2 separate regions of the Homo sapiens genome follow, and region 2 is linked to region 1. The links are chromatin loops, found by intact Hi-C in ENCODE. Cell type or tissue: PC-9. All regions are shown on one strand.

Region 1 (8,000 bases):
ACATGTAAATATCCATGCAAATCAGAGTAGTCCCTCTTGAGTATTTATCTACTTATAAAATTGTCCCAACTTGTTTGAAGTTGTAGTGTTCTCTGCAGTGTATGTATAGCTAAACAGTCTAGCAAATGGCCTGCTGACTTCAGAACCATTGTGTTGCACAATTCTAGTGGCATGTTTACATTACATTCTGTATGAATTGTGTTTCTTGCAATTGTGTGGTGGCTCTGCCCATCTTGATTCCTCTAGAAGATTTAATCCTCATTTTTCAAAGGCAGGGCTTCTTTGTCTTACTAGAAGTGCCTCCAATGTCTCTCTTGCTCACTAGGTTTTTAGTTACAACCGTGCTCTAGCAGTGATTAACTCTTTCCTAATGTCTACTCTTGTGTTTTGCTGTGTCCTAAAACAGGGTGTTGGTCCATTCACTCTGTTTCCTGTTAGCATCTATGTAGATGTTATATTTGAGCTGGGGTTTCACTCTTGTTGCCCAAACTGTAGCACAACGGCGCAAACTTGACTAACTGCAACCTCCGCCAGCAGCCCCCCGCCCCAGGTTTAAGTGATTCTCCTCCCTCAGCCTCCCGATAGCTGGGATTACAGGCGTGTGCCAACACATCAGGCTAATTTTTATATTTGTAGTAGAGATGGGGTTTCGTCACGTTGGCCAGGCTGGTCTCGAACTCCTAACCTCAGGTGATCCACGTGCCTTGGCCTCCCAAAGTGCTAGGATTACAGGCGTGAGCCATCCCGCCCGGCCCTCGGTTTTTTTTTTTCTGTAATGCTGGAGTGGAAAGGGAACTTTGTCATTACATCCCAGTTTTACCCGTTACTAACGATGAGATCAAGATTGGGGGCGACAGCAACTGGAAGGTTCCAGTTCATTCTCGTGAGCTCCAGCTTGTGTTTGTGCCTTCTGACTTATCCAGGCTGTCTCTTATTTAACATCCATCTTATTTTCCCCACTGTCTGGCCTGTGGACTTCAATTGTTAGCATCAGTCCTGAAGACAACAAACTTACTGGGACCACTTAACCCGCTCCCACGGCCGCATAAGTCCAATGTCTGTAACAAATCTTTTTATAAAAACACACCACATGCAGGCACACACACACACACACACACACACACGAGAGAGAGAATGAGAATCTTTTAGTGGTTTGGTTTCCCTGGTTGAACCTTAGCCGACATATATACAATATATAAAGTGCCAGGATTATGGAAGATAGTCAATAATGAATGGACAGATGAATGACAGAGACCTGCTTGTCTGAATGAGGATGGAGAAAGTGAGGAGGTACACAAGAACTTAAATTTCTTGAGCACCTACTATATGCCAGAAATTATGCTCTATGTTGAGGGTACAGTTGTGTAAAATCAGACTTGGTTCTTGTTTTCATGACAGTTGCAGTTTAGTGGCATTCTTTATCTTCATTGCTAGCTTTTCTGACTTCCTGCTGATGGCCATTTTAAGGCTACATGGCATATAGGTAATGTTGAAGTTACTAAAGAAAGCAAATGAAATACACACATTTTCTTCTTTTTCAACACCTCGCAATCATGACTGATCCACTTGCTGTAATACTCAGCAAATGTTTAATGGAGGAAGGAAGTTAGGGCAGGTGTGATTCTGACATCTAACAAAGGAGACAGAGCACCCACTCCTCTGGGATATGTTGCGAGCTTGTGAGGAGCAGGCTAACCATACTGACCAGGTTTTCTATTTCCCTGTTATTAATCCCTTCCACAAGGAACATTTTGACCAAGTAGGAAAGTCTAAATAGGGGTCTGGCTCTCTTTGCTGATATGGTCTTTAAGCAGAAAGGCCATCTCTCTGGCATAAGCTGGTTTGTGATCTTGGGCTCTTCAGAATTGTTATCTCTCTACGGTATGATATTGACTTAGAAAATTTTTATAATCTATTGTATATCTTTGATGTATAGGATTCCAGAATAAAAAAAAAATTGTCAGGAAGGATCTGGTAAGGTTACTGCTTACTAGGAGTTTTACTAAGAGTATATACCACAACCATGACATGGGCAGTAAATAATAAAGACAGGTGTCTGAAATCCTGGAGGTCATGTCCTTATCCTTCAGGTCATGAGGAACAGCCAGGTTGGTTGAAGACTCAGGTTGGTTTTGGAGAAGAACCAGGGCACACAATGGAAGCATGCTTATATAAGTAACTGATAAAAAAGAAGGGATGCTCACAAGATAAAAATCAGCTCTGTGCTCATTTGGTTTTCCTCATTCCAGGCACATAATTCTGATTCCTGCCAGAATAGTTACATAAAATCTATACTTATAACAATAACCCAATGATTTTATAGCTGAGGACTTTACAAAGCCGCCCAAAGATTTGTTGAGAATCACTGACCCCACATTTTGTAATACTGTGTATTAATTATAATAGATTCTAGCTTAATGCAGGCATCTTATCAAGATAATAGTCTATATTTTGGTCTAATCTTCTCTTTGAAATTAGATTCCATTGATACTCTTCTGGATTCCATTATTATCACACATTAATGAACCTCAGGATGCTTGATCCTTGTCTGCCTCCGTCTCTGTTTGTGTATCTTTCTTTCTCTCTCTCTCTCTCACACACACACACACACACACACACACACACACACACACACACACCCCTACCGTATACCTTATGTGAACTTTTGGAATTGTTCAGCTTACAGCTCCTGGTAGAAGTAGTTCTTTGACTGACTTGTGGAGTGTTACCCTACACATCTACAGCTTAGTATTTGGCACAGTTGCCAGGGGACTCTTTCACAGGTTTCTGAAGTTCTTCCTCTGTGTGTCTCCTTCCTCTCCAGTACTCTGACCCTCAAATTTGAGCCCTCTCATTCGTCACCAACTCTGATCTCCCTCCTCAACTCAGCAAGATGGTTGTACTGTGCTTGGCGTGTCCTTCCCTGATTCACGTGCTTCCAGGCAGAAAGCCAAGTTATTCACAGGGCTCCCTTTGTTTTCTTTCTCTAAAGGATCACGGTCCTAGACTGTAGGTTGTTTAATGTGTGAAAGCCATTGTTTTAAATATTTTCTTCCTTTTTTTGTTGTTTCTGGCTGGGTGGTAGGTCAGGTCTGGGACCTAGGGACTCAGTGCAGCAGAGAACGAAGCTCTGCCTCTCTTTTTGGACCAGGAATAACTACATGATGCTCCATGTTGTTGCCTTCTCAATCTGGGTGTTCTCCCTGGGTGTGCACACATCCTTCTCCAACAGGCTATGACAAAGGATGGGGGTAATTTAAACTCCCTTGGGGGAAAAGAATCACTTTCTAATTAAAGTCCAAATTGAAAACTGCTTTCCTACTTTGGGAAGAAATATCTATCTATGATACTTCTGACTTCCTGCAGATAAATATCATTAGACAACCTCCTCTTTCCTGGCTGTGGCAGCTCAGAATGTGTGAGTGTTCATTTTTTTAACATTTCTTGCCCAATATTATGGAAGTTGCATATCTTTTCATGTGTACTCTTTTAGAATATAGTGATCAATGCAGAAATGTTGACGTTCTAGCTAATGGAATGTGTCTCTAGAAGGCCTCTCTGTCTTGCTCTAGGGAAGACTGGAGAAATAACACTAATGACTAACATTTGTGTTTCACTTCACAGATTACAAAGACTTTCACATCATTATTTCATTGAATCTTCACAATTACTTCGAGAAATACGCAAGGCAAATATACTGTATTTTTCAAATTCACAAGAAAGGAACTAACTGAAAAACTTCAAACTTTTGGTTCAAACGATTGGCTGGGCACGGTGGCTCACGCCTGTAATCCCAGCACTTTGGGAGGCCGAGACGGGCAGATCACGAGGTCAGGAGATCGAGACCATCCACAATTTTACAACTTTATTGTAAGTCCCTTTGGTACGATTTATCATGAGTATAACTCAAATAAGTGCTTAATATATGATTTCCAACTTAATGCAATATAATAGAAATTCAACTTTGAGATTTCTACAATTTTAATTTTTAGAGGAATTGCCCAGGTTAATTCAAAAGTGTGTTGCAAATGTGCTCTATTTTTTTTGTATTCTGTTATCTTGCCTGTGGGGAGCTAGGCTTTCCAGATCTTGAGGGCATAAATCAAGCGCCACCAGGTGGCAGCTTAAACAAATTGCCAGTATAGCCTCTGGTTGGAAATAACCTCCATCACGTGAAGTTTACAAGCCTGGCTGGGTTCGGGCGCGGCGGCTCACGCCTATAATCCCAGCACTTTGGGAGGCTGAGGCGGGTGGATCACGAGGTCAAGAGATCAAGATCATCCTGGCCAACATGGTGAAACCCCGTCTCTACTAAAAATACAAAAATTAGCCGGGCGTGGCGTGCGTGCCTGTAGTCCCAGCTACTCGGGAGGCTGAGGCAGGAGAATTGCTTGAACCGGGGAGGTGGAGGCTGCAGTGAGCTGAGATCGTGCCACTGCACTCTGGCCTGGGCGACAGAGCGAGACTCCATCTCAAAAAAAAAAAAAAAAAAAAAAAAAAGTCTGTTATTGCCAGGTGATCAGAATGGCCAACATTACCCTAAATGTAGAACAAATAAGGAAGAAGGTGAGTTTTGCAGAAGACTCTGGGTAGAATAATGTAGTAGATACTGTTGGAGTACCTACCCAATTCTCACACCTTTTCTTTTTGAATGATTCCCCAAAGTCCTAATTTAGGATAGTGGTTCTTTAGAACTTGGAAAAGATATTTAATCATGATGTGGATGTTTCCAGAAGCTAAAAAAAAAAAAAAAAAGAAAAAGAAAATTTAATCCATTAATCATTTACTGGGTACCTACTATGTACCAAGCTCTATGCAACCACATGGAGATACAAGATGAAGAAGCAGCTTTTAGGTGACACAGCTAAGTTAATACATAGCAGGTTTCAGCAGAGAATGAGAAGAAACTTCACTCTGTGATCCTGTTGCTGAGTGAGCTTTTGCTACTTAGAGGTAGCTGAGCTTTGCACAAAGGAAACCACCTTAGAGTTTCCTAAGAAGGCTATAATCCTTGGAGTCTATGGATAGGGACAATGAGTCTTCTTGTCAATTCCATGTATGCGAAAGGGGAGCTTAGAGTGCCCTAGGTGGGCCAGGCTAAAATGAGATGTCTTAATGAACAATGTATCCTTGCTGATGGGAGATAAATAGGCCAATAGCTGAGGATATAGATCCTCCTATATGAATGGAGGATCCTGATTTAATAATATAATAACAATAACATTAATGTTAACTGCCAATTATGGTACACCTAATATAAGCCAAATACTGTGTCAGATACACCACAAACACACAAGATAGCTATTACTACCCAGTTTTACAAACAATAACATTGAGGCTCTAGGAAGTCATATTACCTTCCTGAGGTCACAGACCTAGTGAATGTGAGAGTTGAATTTGGTTCTATACCTATGTGACCAAAAGTCTCTACATGAACCGTAGCTGGTAATATTAAATAATATTGAGTGACTGTGGGTCTACTCAATGATGTTTTCGCTGATGCTGAATGTGTTACACTTAGTGATTTCTCTCTCCCTTTTTTAAAACTAAAAATGTCTCCTGATGCACTCATATCAGCATGCTGAGGAGTGGGCAGTTGGTATAAGCTTGTAGGCTTTCTAGTCTAGAGATTGCTCCCCCCTTCTGACTGAGGCACTTTTGCCAAAAACATAGGCAATCCCAATAAAGCGAGGTGGGCTATTTGTCTCAAGAGCATTGATACAGAAGACAAGTGAATAAATGTTAGTTTTCAGTGAAAAGGAGTAAAAGTAAAAGGTGAGGAGTAAGAGAGGGTAGTAAGAGAAAAAAAAATGGTTATTAGGCTATTTATATCTCCTCTGCAGCCTTCCCTCTGCTATCTGGCTGGGCCTGGTCCTGAATAAGTAGCTGAAGGCACTGGTTGGTATCTTGCCTTGCTCAGTATATACGTTGAATGGGCAGGGGAAAATGATTATTTCCCATTGCACTGTTATTAGAAATTGAAGTCCCCATATAACAGAAGCAATTTTTTGGTTCTGTTAAGCTGTGGTTTGCTACCTCGTGAAAAATAATGGTTGTGCAAAATATATATGCTGAGTATGACAATTTCAAGCTTTAAATCTTCAAAGAAAATTCACATCATTTTCCATTTAAAGAGATATGACCATGTTTGGGTATGTGTGTAATTAGAAAATTAGGTAATGGGAGATTATGGCAACCAAATTTGCTAGTATCTTTATTCTATCTGGGGCGATATGTGCTCATGCATGCGTATGCACAGGCACATACACATTCAGCTCAGGACAATGAAAGGAGGTTGGCTCATTTTGCTTTACAGAAAGTTCAGATAAAAAAATTTATTAGACCCTTATCACTCTTACCTGTCTGCAGCTCTCTCTCTCAGACCTTGCCTTATTCATTTATGGCTTAACAATGATGCATCTGAAGGCACCAAGCCTCAGGGACTTGGGGAAGTACAGCACCAGTTCATGTTTTGTAATTCAAGTTAAGGTTACTATTTGTCCATAGGCTGATTTTATTTTGGCCTTGGGCCTCTAGACCTGTGCTCATTTTTGTGGCAATAAGAGCAATTCCCTTCAAGCAGAATCTAACCTGAAGGGATCTCATTCGTGCAAAAGTCTAAGTTGGTACAGGAAAGGTGGCCTGAGGAACAGACAGCAAAGAAAGGAATTGATGTCCACCTGGCCTGAGGGCGAATCACGTCTGAATTATTTCTTAATTCTTACCCATTTTATAGCAAACATTAAACATTAGGGGATATAGCAATGAGTTACACATGCTCCTCACCTTCAAGGAGGTGAGGATCTAATAAAGGAGATGGGCTTGTAAAAGAACAATTTAAGTTCCATAAGATGATTACCGTAATGGGGGAATAGGTAAAAATACATACAGCATATGGAGAAGAGGCCATTCACTCACCCTCTTTTTCTAAAATCTCAGACATTAATATTTATGAGTGTTTCCTCCCTCTGACCATTCATAGTTAACCAAGTCCTGTCATTTCTAATTTTTTACTGTCTCACAAACCTGCTTAATCATCTCCATTTCCACAATAAAATCTGACTTGAGGAAGCCCCATTCCTGCCTGGATAACTGCAGCAGGCTTCTTCTAGGTCTCCCTGCTTTTCATTGCCTCCTTCACATCCTTCTCCATATTTAATCCTTCAGTGTTTCTTCAGTGACTTCAGGAAGATATCCAAGGAAGTCCTGGCTGGTATCATGTTCCTTGGTTCCCTTCATTAATTCCTCCAATGTTTATTGAATACCTACTACGTGTCAGTGCACTCTGTAGTGCTAGCAAAGCTTATGGCATTTGGCCGAGATAGTCCCCAAATAAAATTCACGTTATTTTATCTATCGATAAGCTCAAAACCTTCTCTAACTATTCCATATATTTGTTGGAGAATAAAATTAACCTGTGAGAATGCCTTAAAAACACAGAAGTACACAGGTAGGCCTTGCCATGGCATATCCCAGGATGTTGGAGAAGTGTTATTTCTCAAGTACAGGAAAGGAGAATCTAATACATTTAAAAATAATTTTTGTTTTTGATAGTTGCTCTTTGGGCAGCTTAGTGTAGTCATTAAGAACATCTCAATTTAGTACTTAGCCTGTTAGGGTTGCCACAACAAAATACCATAAACTGGGTAGCTTTTCACTAACAGGCATTTATTTTTCATAGTTCTTGAGGCTGGAAGTTCAAGATGAAGGTGCTGGCAGATTCAATGTCTGGTGAGGGCCCCATTTCTGGTTCATAGATGGGGTCTTCTTGCTATGTCATCATATAGTGCAAGGGGCAAGGAGGTTTTCTGGGGCCTCTTTTATCAGAACACTAGTCCCATTCACGAGGCCTTTGCTACTATGACCTGATTACCTCCCAAAGGCCCCACCTCCTAATACTATCACCTTGACGATTAAGTTTTGACATAGTAATTTTGGGGGAGGACACAAACATTCCGACCACAGTAGTACTGGACCTGCCACTTGGGATTAACTCTGTA
Region 2 (8,000 bases), 830 kb before region 1:
TAATGATGATTCTTCTCGTGGTAATGCTTCATTAAATAGAGGTATAAAATGAAGTTCTACATGTTTTGCTCATGCTATTACCTTCATAATCTATAACCCTAGATGGACCTTCCAGTGTATTGTGTGTATTCAAGTCGTCTTTGCAAGATTTTCCCTTTGCTGAGCGGTGACACATAGCTCCTCCTCTCATCCTCATCTCTATTCTCCATCGTGCTGGCTTTCCAGTTTAAATGCCTCATAGCATAACATGCAGGTCAGTCTTCAGTGGCCCCTTGGAACCAATGTTTTGCACCAAAAGGGGGTAGCTTATCCTCACTGTCAGAGTACCCATGGAGCAATTTAGCCTTTGGATTCTGTAATAAACCTATGGGATAGCATTTCATAAAGACTGAGAATTTCCTGTGTGTGTAACCATCTTTGATGATAGTTTTCTGCAGGTCACTGGAGGAAGGTAGCCACACTTCACTGTGAGGGGATGGTGCCCTACCTGTCACCTTCAACTTCTGCTATCTCACACTGTTGTTGGATGTTTCAGACCATTTTGCACTTGCTTTGAAACTTAGCTCCTTCACTGAATCACGTTGCTCCTTCGTTGCTGCTGCCTCCAGATCTCCAAAGGTGTCCCCTACCCTCTCCTGTACCAGCCAGATAATCATTGGTCTCCTACCCTGAGAATGGCTATGAGTCCACTGCAAAAGGAATTTCTCTAGTTTTTCAAAATCTTGAGTCACATGGTGAAGCTCTTCAGGAGCAACTCTGCTATGTTGAAGAGATTGGGACATGTCAAGTTAATATCTGATGGGCCTCCTTCCTTCAGTACGCACCATCACTTCCAACTCTTCGTAGGCTTCTGTAGGTCTCATATGCTCACTTACTTTCTCCTCGGGTTTTTCTACTTTTTCAGGAGACATTTTCACTCATACTGATGGGAAGATGACAGCAGTAATGCCAATACACTTAATGTGGGCGCTAGAAATAATCCTTTTGGGAAAACATCTGAGATACAACTTAGCTGCAGACTATATTCTCTGACCTAGATTTGTATACAACTGAAACAGTTCTGTTGGTGGACACCATCATAGAGAGTCTTTGATTTGGACAGTGAATATTGGGTAAAAAAATTATTGTAGCAAATAGTTGGAAAATGATAACAGAGGATGAAGGTTACTTGTATTTGTTTTTGTGGTATTTCTTTTCGTGGCTATTTCTTCTGCAGTAGACTCTGAGTTCATTGGTGACAGGTGTCATTTCTCATGTATTCTCTAGCTCCAGTCTCTAGCATAGGGTCTGATGAGTGCATGGCATTGGAAAAATAGCTGTGAAAAATATTGTGATCTGATAACAGACTGCAGCAAGATGGTCTAGTTACAGCAAGAGGCTTGGGGAGGGCTTCGGATGAGAAGGGTGAAGAGGGTTCAGGTGAGCTTCCCCAGTGTGCATTTTTCTGAACTCTTTTACTCCAAGACAGTAGTTCTCAAACTTTCATCTTAAGGCCCTGTTACAATTGTAATAATTATTGTGAACCTCAAATAACTTTCATTTAAGGAGGTTATATCTATTGTTTTTTATTGTATTAGAAATTAAGGCCGGGCGTGGTGGCTCACGCAAGACTCCGTCTCAAAAAAAAAAAAAAATTAAGAGAATATTTAAAAAATATTTAATTCATTAAAACAGTCCATTATATATCAACATACATTATTTTATACAAGGTGACCATAGGGTAGAGAGGAGCAGACAGAAAAAGAAAAGGTGACTGTATTTCCCCAATTAAAAAATTAGTAGGAAGAGTCACATTATTTTACATTTTTCAAATCTCTTATGTCTAGCTCAATAGAAGATTGTGGCCAGGTACGGTGGCTCACACCCATAATCCCAGCACTTGGGGAGGCCGAGGCGGGTGGATCACCTGAGGTCAAGAGTTCGAGACCAGCCTGGCCAACATGGTGAAACCCCATCTCTACTAAAAATACAAAAAAATTAGCCGGGTGTGGTGACATGCACCTGTAGTCCCAGCTACCCGAGAGGCAGAGTCAAGAGAATTGCTCAAACCCAAGAGGCAGAGGTTGCAGTGAGCTGAGATAGTGCCATTGCACTCCAGCCTGGGCAACCAGAGTGAAACTCGGTCTCAAAAAAAAAAAAAAAAAAAAAAGATAGCTGGATTTTTATATCAGCTTCTACATTTAATCTGTTATAAAGTCATATGTCCTATAGCTTCTGGAAAACTCTATACTCATGAGAGTGAAAAAGGCAAATACTAATTAATGTTCTGGTATAATTTTGAAAATAGTTTTGATGTCACAGACCCTCTGACAAGGTCTGCGTGTCTTCCTGTGGTCCTCGGAAAACACCTTGACAACTGCTTCGGTAAGATACATAGCAAAAGATGACTTATCTATTGCACATAGATGATGCAGAGATCTTAGGGCAAGGTAACTGTGTTCTATCTTTATTTATTGGCCTTCAGGTAACTGCATTCCTGATATGTTTCTGAAAGAACGAATCACCTTCAGAGACAGTGATTCTCAAACTGGAAGCCATGGAGTTCTTTGGGGTACATCATGTCCTGTGTTTTGTCTTATAAACCAGGCAAAATTTTACAAGTGGACAGCATGTGAACTCATGTCTCTGCATCTCAAAATATAGAAAATATTTTAAATTGTACCTCCAAGATTTTTCTTCAATATTAATTTGCTGGCCTATTGCTTTTGTTATCTTCAGGTATTTATTAATGGAAAAGTGATAGAAAATTTAAAACAGTTTGAAAAATATTGTGGCAAATCTTTTTTTTATTTATTTCTCTGTCTCTCTTAAGACAAGGTCTCACTCCATTGCACAGCCTGCAGTGCAGTGTCACAATCACAGCTCACAGCAGCCTCCACCTCCCAGGCTCAGGTGATCCTTCCACCTCAGCCTACTGAGTAGCTGGGACTACGTGTGTGCGCCACCATGCCCAGCTAATTTTTTGTAGTTTTTGTAGAGACGGGATTTCACTATATTGCCCAGGCTGATCTCAAACTCCTGGCTTCAAGTGATCTTCCTGCCTCCGCCTCTCAAAGTTACGGGATTACTGGCATGAGCTACTGTGCCTGGCCTTGTGGAGAATCTTAATACAAAAAAATATAAATGTTTTATATATTTCTTCTTGAGCTGGGGAAAAGTTTTTTTTTTTTTGCTATGCTCGTACTAGGTGGATGGGTGGTTGGTGTCCTATTCTTTCCATTTTGTTTTTAGTTTTCTTGATAATCTATAAGTATAAATTACACCACTTTAAGGTAAAAGTTACCTTTTTGTTAATATAAACATTACATATGAAAAATATGGGAAGGTATTACATAGAGAAAATGAAAATCATTCATAATCCTGGCATTCAGAGAAAACAGCTGTCAAAACTGTTTTGTATATTTCCTTCCATTTTTTCTCTATGAATGCTCCATAATTGCATATAAAAAAAATTTTTGTGGTACAATGAACATAGTTTTATCCCCCTTCTGTTTGACCCATTGTGAATGCTTTCCCATGATGATAGATGTTCTTCAACAAGATGATTGAAAATTTATCTTATTTGGCCGGGCGCGGTGGCTTATGCCTGTGATCCCAGCACTTTGGGAGGCCAAGGTGGGTGGATCACCTGAGGTCAGCAGTTCAAGACCAGCCTGGTCAACATTGTGAAACCCTGTCTCTACTAAAAATACAAAAAATTAGCCAGGCATGGTGGCAGGGACCTGTAGTGCCAGCTATTGGGGAAGCTGAGGCAGGAGAATCGCTTGAACCTGGGAGGTAGAGGTTGCAATGAGCTGAGATCGCGCCACTGCACTCCAGCCTGGGCGACAGAGTGAAACTCCATCTCAAAAAAAAAAAAAAGAAAATGTATCTTATTTTTATTGTTTTTATTGGCAGGATGGTTTTCACAGGTAGAGGAAAGCAGATAAATCTAATATGAAGGATGTGGGTGGGTGGAGGCGGGAGAGTATGACAGCTCCTGATCTTGTGTTGGTCAGTGTGGGGCAGGGCACAGTCCACAGTGGGTGGCCAGATCGCTGCTAACCTGAGAGAGTGGCACCTTGCACAGACACCCACTGCCCCATTTTCTGCCATTCTTCTGCAGCTTCTTGAGATTGAAGACTTTATTAAACATCACAGAATATTTGACCTGTTTTCGTTTATAATCAATGTCTGCCATTCCTAGCTGTGACTTTCAGGAAAGCTCTGTGTTTTTCTCAGAGTCTTCATCTACAAGGGGAAGAAATTGAATTAACTGCTCTCTCTCGTTCCTTCCAGCTCAGAAATGTTTACTTTATGATAAGCAATATTTAAGATGAACTAAATTCAATGATAGTGAATTTTTGTCAGTTCCAGATTTCTCTTGTATTAGAATTTTGTCAAATCAAGAGCTCCTTTATAAGAAACCTGTTGGTGAGGCATGGGAATCTTTTCACACCAAGGTGTTAGACATAGTGGCATTTAACCTATAGACTTTTTTTCCCTCTCCCTCAATGGGGTAGCTTAAATACCTTCATCCAGCAGATGGTGCTCTTGGACAGCAAATTTATTTGAGGCTGTGGGTTTCCAAATGAGGTAAAACAGTTTAAACGGTTTGAGTCACCAGGAGAGTTCCTTTCCATTTTTTATTTTTATCATGTCAGGATATCATTTACTTTGAAATAACAAATCGTTCAAAGCCAGAACACTAACTGCCTAAATTTCACATCCAAGGCAAAGATGTCATCCTAGACAGGTTTTGACGCAGAGAGAGAGCTATTGGCTTGTAGGATTGTGACTTTCAGGTTTTAGTTCTGTGAAATAAGGCTTCTAGGTAATCACAGCTCATTTATCTGCTAGCATGTTATGGCTGCTCTTTAGTGAAGCAGGTCAGCTTGCATGACCCCAAAAGTTATCATCCAGACAGGGGAGGTGATGGACAGCTTTATTGGTCACATTGCATCCAGAATGTTTCCGTTAGTTCTAGAAGCTGTGTTTTCAGAGGGGTGTTGCCAGAGCAGCACAGCTGGGATGGTGCAGGAATTGTTGGAAGAGCAGTTAAAGCCCATGTGGTTGTTGCCCCTGAGAATGGTGCAAGTAGGAAGGTTAGGTGGGATCACTGTGGGAAAATTCAGTCTGTCTCTGGAATAAGTTTCTTTTTTTTTTTGAGACGGAGCCTCGCACTGTCGCCCAGGCTGGAGTGCAGTGGCGTGATCTCAGCTCACTGCAAGCTCCGCCTCCCAGGTTCAGGCCATTCTCCTGTCTCAGCCTCCCGAATAGCTGGGACTACAGGAGCCCACCACAACGCCCGGCTAATTTTTTGTATTTTTAGTAGAGACGGGGTTTCACCATGTCAGACAGGCTGGTCTCAATCTCCTGACCTTGTGATCTGCCTGCCTCGGCCTCCCAAAGTGCTGGGATTACAGGTGTGAGCCACCGTGCCCGGCCATCTCTGGAATAAGTTTCTAAGGAATACATCTGCCCCAGAGCAGGTTGGGCTGCCACTTGAGGTAAGGAAATACTGACCTTGGAATGTTCACGTAGAGACCGTCTGATCTTCTGTCAGACATAGTTTAAAAATTTGGGGTGGGGCCAGGTGCGGTGGCTCACGCCTGTAATCCCAGTACTTTGGGAGGCTGAGGTGGGTGGATCACCTGAGGTTGGGAGTTCGAGACCAACCTGGCCAAAGTGGAGAAACCTCGTCTCTACTAAAAAATATAAAATTAGCCGGGCGTGGTGACACATGCCTGTAATCCCAGCTACTCAGGAGGCTGAGGCAGGAGAATTGTTTGAACCTGGGAGGTAGAGGTTGGCATGAGCCGAGATGGCGCCATTGCACTCCAGCCTGGGCAACAAGATCGAAACTCCGTCTCAAGAAAAAAAAAATTGGGTTGGATAGGATGTGAGTAGAATTGGCCGTTTCTCTTTTCACTCTTCTCTTTACCTCTCAACTGTTAAACTTCACAGTTGAAACATACTTAAATGTTTAATAACCTGGTAAATTGATAAATCAACAAATATGTGTGGAGAATCACTCTGAGTGATCGATGATTGTGAGACGTGTCAGCAATGGTGGGTGTTGGCCAGTGCAAGGAGCTTACTGGTTAGCTTGAGAGTCATGAATGGTTTCCCTGAGGGATAAACAACACACACTATACAGGCAGAAGCCTGGTGGATGGCATGAATACTACACACAGTAGGAGTGTAAAGAGGTGAAGATTACTGGGCACTGGCAAAGTCCACAAGACTGTACTGAGAATCCAGGGCATTATGGACATTAGGCATGGTGAGCAATGTGAGGGATGAGGAAGCTGAGCCTGTTTTGTGAGTTCTGGATGATTGGCATGCCTAGAGGGGCAGATTTCTGTGGGAAAGTATTAGGGACACAGCAGTGAGAATTCAGTGAGAATTACTAAAGGAGAAAGAACATGAAACTCAGAGGTGAAAAGTGAGAGTTTTAGTGCTGAATTTGGCTGGTGAACATAAAGTCATTGACAATTTCAGCTGGAAAAAACTTTGGAGATCATCTGGTATAATAGTCAACACATTGATAGATAAGGAAGCTCAGACTGAATGTTAGGGTTTATCCTAGATGACTCCTACTTAGTGGCAGAGCTGGGAGACCCCCCTTTCCTATTCTGTCTCTACTCTTTCAGACAGTCACCAGGAAGGATGGTTAGAGCTTGAACACTGTGTATACTCTGGAGCTCTTCTTGTCTTGGATTGGTGTCTGTTGAGGCCTCTGCTGGTCAGAAGGGCATTTCCCCTGCAACCCAGCCTTGCCTGCAGGTTTACAGAAGGGCTTTGATAAGGTATATCTATTGGAAGCCCAGTTCCTGCTTTGGGCCTGCTGTTTTCCATTTCACAAAAAGGAATATAAAGATAATCTAGATTTCATCTTTATTATAATTTTGTAAGATATAAAAGCCTGTGTTTTTTTTCTGGGGTGAATTTATAAATAGAGTAGAAAGATTCAAGTAATTCTTGTCAGAAAGGAACCATTCATCTACAACTTCTCCTAGAATCTGTTTTACAGATGATCAAAAATATGGGGCAGTGTTTCTGTACCAAAATTTTTTTTAGTGTTTTCCTTATTACAGCAAAAAATGTAAAACAACTTACATGTTACAAAGGAGAAATACGGATACAAATTGTTAAAGCCATGAAGTAATATGTACAATAAAATGTTAAGAAAATGTTTGTAACACAGTGGTATGTGAGGAAACCAGGATAACCGTGTATAGATATATCTCCAAGATTTTGGAATGCCCACTCTGGATTTCCAGTATTGCTTACAATCTCCCTCATAATTCATTCACTTGCCCAAGGGTAGAGAGCAGCAGGTCTGGCTGAGATGAGGGAGGTCGTGGAGCTGCTTCCCACACCCCAGCATCCTAGTATGGTTTCTTCAAAATAAGTCACCAGCTGTCAGTGGGCTTTTGGGGGGTCACTGGTGCAGAGTTAGAGTCATGAATGCCAGGAGTCTGATTCTAAATATATGCTAGTTACAACAAGTTTTTAAGAGAAAGATGTCACTAAAATGATAAAATGGTTTTCTCTTCTTTGCAGATTTATATATTTGATATTTTAAAGTTTACTTTCCAAATGTCCTATAATGATGAAGTATAGTTTAATATTTAGGAGAATTATTGTTAGTTTTCCTTTTCCATTGAAGGAATAATGTGCCTATGTGTATGATCCAGAATTTTATTCTGTGAAGAATGAAGAATGAAAATGAGGCCACTGGAAGTACCTTAGGCTGTTTTTCTTTATGAAGAATAAAAGGGAAACTCAGTAGCACCAGCCCTCTGCCATGTGTTATGAGAGTGTGTTAAATCTGACATTGCTTTAAGAAATAGCAGCTGTAGAGAAAATGAAGCAAGGTGGAAAAAACCAACAACTGGGAGAAACTGAAGGAAAAATCACAGAGTGGTATAGAGGAATTGGGAAGAACAGGTATATTCTTTATTTAAACTGGGATTTTCCAGGTATTAGTGGTTAAGAAAAGGCTCAAGTACAGC

The links. Hi-C counts contacts between places; a loop is a spot of excess contacts. Peaks named below come from ENCODE experiments on the same cell type or tissue, not always from the same donor. Only the 100,000 strongest peaks of a DNase experiment are listed, where the experiment ranks them.
Region 2: it touches region 1 in a loop (12-fold over the local background); 2 of 110 quality-filtered maps call a loop at or near these places.

What each region holds. Positions count from the first base shown.
Region 1 is chr9:7,653,891-7,661,890 of GRCh38, forward strand. LOC124902118 (a long non-coding RNA gene) reads left to right here and starts at 3,067. Exons shown (of 3, transcript XR_007061415.1): 1 at 3,067-3,418; 2 at 3,625-3,870. In PC-9, a CTCF peak has its summit at 4,116 (motif pointing right); no DNase peak of the experiment used is centred here; H3K27me3 peaks cover 669 bases.
Region 2 is chr9:6,823,020-6,831,019 of GRCh38, forward strand. All of the region lies in intron 4 of KDM4C (lysine demethylase 4C), which reads left to right. Among named protein-coding and RNA genes, the nearest start is that of KDM4C, 69 kb to the left of the region's middle. In PC-9, CTCF peaks have their summits at 4,541 (motif pointing right) and 4,740; a DNase peak (open chromatin) is centred at 6,232.